Regions from separate parts of the Homo sapiens genome. Here region 2 is linked to region 1. A link is an interaction called in ENCODE POLR2A ChIA-PET data of the cell type or tissue named here. Cell type or tissue: GM12878. All regions are shown on one strand.

Region 1 (2,500 bases):
GAGGTGTTTCAGACAGGACAATAAACATATGCAAAAACTCAGAGAGTGAATATTGTATTGCCTCATTCCTAATCAATTATGAGCATGGATGTATCCACATCAGGGTTTCTCCACCTCAGCACTCTTGACATTTTAGGCTGATAGTCCTTTGTTGTTGATGGCGGTGAGGTATTGTCTGAGTGGAATGTTTATTAACATCTCCAGCCTCTATCCACTAGATACTAGTGGCACCCTACCCCCAATCCAGATAAACAAAAATGTCTCTAAATATTTTCAAATGACCCCTAGGGGGCAAATCTACCCTTAGTTGAGAAACATAGGTTTATGCTAATTCTAATTTATACTCAGTTGGATTTATTCTGAAAAGAAGAGGGGATTAATGTCTCATATATTCAGTATAGATTTCCTTTTGGAATGATTTCTATTTAAAGAAAATTATCTTTTGAAGATGAATTAAGTTTATCTTGATTGTGTTGGTGGTTTTGTGAGTGTATACAATTGTGAAAGCTCATCTAATTGTACACTTTAAATAATGCAATTTATTGTCTAAAATTATATTTTAATAAAGTTGATTTTTTTGAAAAAGAAAATTGCTTATATCCTATTGTGAGTTGAAAAATGTACTTATAGATTTTTACATGTTCTTGTCGTTGCACACATATTTTAAATACGCAATTTAAAATGTAATTTTTTGTGTGTCAAAAGTCTGTCTAGATATTTGCTTTCTATAATGGTGTGGCACATCATGGGTACAGTTCCATTCAGAGAAAAATTTCAGTAGCTGTTTTGTGCCACTAAGTTTTAGAATCTGTCATCATGCCCTAAAATAACTGCCAGTGGTCAAGATTTAAAAAAAAACAAAACTAAGCAACATGAAGAATGAAAGGGAAAATTGGCATCAGAACAAAAGGGGTTGACAAGTGAGAGACTAGTGAGTCTGAAACCCAAATGGAATATCATCACAGGAGTTCACATTTGTATTTGAACTAATGGTGTGCATCCGGTTTCAATGAAAAGTGTACATTTCAGGTTTGCTAATCTTTCACCTCTAAGATCAAAGTCCAGCTACCAGGAGACTTCTGTATTTAATAGTGCTGTTTTCAGTATTGTTTAGACTCTCATTATTTCTGGTCCTGTGAACAGTGTGTTTCAGCTCTATTGCAGGCAAATTCAATTTGGCCCTCTGAGAGTACAATATAGGACTCCTAACCTCAGGAACTTGCAGCATCATGGGGGAGACTGAAATAGATTTATTTATTTATGTATATTTTTGAAATTTTATTTTTATTTTATTTTTTATTTAAAAAAGTTTTAAATTAATTAAAAAATTGTGAATACATAGTAGGTATATGTATTTATGGGGTATGTAAGATATTTTGATACAGGCATGTAATGTGAAATAAGTCCATCATGGAGAATGGGATATCCATCCCCTCAAGCATTTATCCTTTGAGTTACAAGCAATCCAATTACATTCTTTAACTTATTTAAAAATATACAATTAAGTTATTATTGACTATAGTCACCCTATTGTGCTACCAAATAGTAGGTCTTTTGATTCTTTCTTTTTTTTTTTTTTGTACCCACTAACCATCCCCACCTCCTCCCTCCTCCCCGTGAAATAGATTTAAAGAATTACAAGATGAAACAGAGCATAATAAATGCTCTCAACACAGAGGTGAAAACAGCTGCATTCTTCTGGGAAATCCGGGTGAGGCTTCCTATCATAGAAAGTAATGGTGAAAGAGACCTTCAGTGGTTGTTTAGGGAGATTCACAAGTCTGGCTCTTATGGACTATTTTAGAAATATGGCTTCAAAAGGCATCACTCCAAACCTACTGCTATGGTTTCGATGTTTGTCCCCTCCAAGCCTTATGTTGAAATTTGAGCTCCAGTGTTGGAAGTGGGGCCTAATGGGAAGTGTTTGGGTCATGAAAGCAGGTCTCTCATGAATAGATTAATGCCCTCCTTTTGGGGTGAGTGAGTTCTCACTGTATTTGTTCCTGCAAGAGCTGGTTGTTAAAGAGAGCCTGGCACCTCTCTCTTGTATCTTGCTTTCTCTCTTACCATGTGATATCTCCACACTCTAGCTCTCTTTTACCTTCCACTATGAGTAGAAGCACCATGAGGCCCTCACAAGATGCAAATGTTCAACCTTGAATGTTGCAGCCGTCAGAATTGTGAGCCAAATAAACCTTTTTTTCCTTACAAGTTACCCAGCCTTGTGTATTCCTTTACAGCAACACAAAATAGACTAAGACACCCAAGGAATCAGAATTTCTAGAGTGAAGGTATTAGGAGTCAGAATCATTAAAAAGTTCTCCTAGTGATTCAGATGATAAACTAGGCTTTGGGAGCCACTGATCCTATCAACAATCTACTCAATGCTAGAATTCTCTGAACAGAATTTCTTCAAGGTTTTGTTTAGTACTTCTAGAACACAGCAAGCTCACTACCTCACAGGACAGCCCTTCATGGGGAATGTGTAACGTGTAGGGTT
Region 2 (2,500 bases), 100 kb after region 1:
CTCCTTCTCTTACTGCCAAAAGTAAATATTCACCACCCCTGTTAATCAGTTCTCAGGTCAGGACACATTCCCCCACCTCACCTTACCTCCATAATCTTTCCTTTGACTTCATACAGCCCTCGGGAGGCTCCCCTCTCTCATCTTGGAAACACTTGGGTTCTTTAACTTTCATTTGGCATCTGAAAAAAAAATTTTTAAATAAATGTATATTAATGATATCCTTCTTGTCTTACTTACATTATTTTGCTTTCACTGTATATATCTTCAGATAAAGGGGCGGGTGCAGTGGCTCATGCCTGTAATTCCAGCACTTTGGGAGGCCAGGGCGGGTGGATCACGAGGTCAGGAGTTCAAGACCAGCCTGGCCAAGATGGTGAAACCCTGTCTCTACTAAAACTACAAAAATTAGCTGGGTGCAGTAGCAGGAGCCTGTAATTCCAGCTACTTGGGAGGCTGAGGCAGGGGAATCTCTTGAATCTGGGTGGCAGAGGTTGTAGTGAGCTGAGATTGTGTGACTGCACTCCAGCCTTGGTGACAGAGTGAGACTCTTGTCTCAAAAAAATATATATATATTTAGATAATATTTTTTGATGTCTATACTCTGTGTTGCTATAGTCTATTCTTTACTTTTATAGTTAAGATTTCATTAGAGGTGCTCAGTGAATATTTATTGAATTAGTAATTAATGAATGAGTGAATGACAGTTACATCAAAGCACAGAAGAGGCAGAAATTTACTTAACCAGTGAAAGAGAAACAGTAGAATATAGTTTATGCAAATAGATAGACAGACACACACATACATGCACATGCACACAGAGGTGGAGAGAGAGAGAGAAATAGAGAAGCAGGACATTGTTCTGATGTCATGCACCTGAATATTCAAGAGTTTCACACACACAAAAATAACTATTTCCTTCTCTCCCCTCTCTCCTGTTACTCACTTCCTCAAACCAAAGCAGTGTTAGGAAATCCAGATATGCTTCAGACACAATCTTCATTTGTTTCAACACCACTGTTTATGATTGTAGAAGGCTTTTGGGACCAAGCAGTAAATGTCCTCCTTCAGCATTTTACTTGAAAGGAACCACTGCAAGAACATGGGCCAGACTACAGGATGACCTCCTTACATGGATATTCTAGGAAAGATTCCACATTATCAGGGAAACCGGAAGAGATGACAATGGAAAATCCTTTTCTACTCTATGATGGCATGAGTAAATGAAAGACACTGGCAGTCTAAAAATAATAATTAAGTCTGTAGTTTTACCTAGATATTAAGTTGGCAATGAAAGCTTAGGCCTAGGACATGAGGTTGTAACTCAAACTCTCCTAGGTTCCAGCTAGTACATACAGCTAAAGTGTTGAGTCAATCTATACTTATCCTTTCAACTCTTGGATTGAATAATTCTTAAACATATAAACGTGAATTCTGTTTCCTTGCTTTTCATATACTGTTCAATGATTCCCCACACCACCCATACTTTTCTTGTAGAACATGGCTCATTTTTGGAGATTCAAATAAAATGTATCCTCTCTATGAAGCTGACTTGATCCTTCATAAAAGTTAGGACTTTGTCTGTTCTACTTCCACAATAATTTTTTCTCAAAGTACTAAACACATTGTATTTCCATTAGGTGTATTTATCTGCTTTATAGAATTATAATCTCCTCAACTTAAAGGATTGAGTTTTATTTTATGTCAGACCTATAGTAGGTACTCAATATGTTTCTGAATGAATAAAAAATACAGACAAAGTAGTAAAATATGAGACAGAACAAAAGTTTTAAACACCAAGTACCAAAATAAGTATCTTCTGTTTGCCAGATATTAATTAGGTGCTGAGAAAAAGCAAATGAAACACGGAATAGGCATCTAGGAGCTCACAGTCCAGTGAGGGAAACAGAAGTGTGTGAACACATGCAATATGGCTAGAGGGAGGAAGCCAGACATGGGTAAGGGGCCTTGAGAGCCCATAGGACTGGCCTCTGTCTCAGAGGAATAAAAGACAAGTTCAAGTTGATTCATTAAGGACAGGTAGAAGTCACTCAGGTGGAGAAAGGAAATAGGTGGGGGGTAATCAAGGTGGTGGAAACAGAAGCGTTGAAGTCCTCATGGAAGGCCTATCTTAATAAAACTTGATCATAAAGCTTTGCGTGGAAATTCCCAGTGGTGAGAACAAACAGAAATTTGCTTCTACCAGGTGGAGTTGTGGCCCCGGTGTGTCTGCTGGGTGTACAAGAGAGGAAAAGGGGAATGACGGAAGTGCACAAGAGAATAGCTGGAGAGAGCATAAACCCATGCTCAACTAGAAGGGAGAGTAGTTTATTTCCATCTGACTAGGAAAAAGAGAAGAGAATGCCTCTCAGTCACAAATTGACTCACATTGCACTTAGATCTACAAAGAAAATTAGCTGCTTTCTTTATTTTCTGTGGTATGTCTAATCTTTCTTAAAATTCCTCCACACCTCCTTGGATGGGAAGGGCAGAGACTGTTAGC

What was found. ChIA-PET counts read pairs that join two places held together with the same protein. Peaks named below come from ENCODE experiments on the same cell type or tissue, not always from the same donor. Only the 100,000 strongest peaks of a DNase experiment are listed, where the experiment ranks them.
Region 2: POLR2A ChIA-PET joins it to region 1 with 6 read pairs; 2 of 35 experiments call an interaction of 5 or more read pairs at or near these places.

The regions. Positions count from the first base shown.
Region 1 is chr1:173,211,658-173,214,157 of GRCh38, reverse strand. It overlaps a transcript of TNFSF4 not described here. Among named protein-coding and RNA genes, the nearest start is that of TNFSF4, 5.6 kb to the right of the region's middle. In GM12878, no CTCF peak of the experiment used is centred here; a DNase peak (open chromatin) is centred at 967.
Region 2 is chr1:173,110,736-173,113,235 of GRCh38, reverse strand. No RefSeq gene overlaps it. Among named protein-coding and RNA genes, the nearest start is that of TNFSF18, 61 kb to the right of the region's middle. In GM12878, no CTCF peak of the experiment used is centred here; a DNase peak (open chromatin) is centred at 945; H3K27ac peaks cover 358 bases.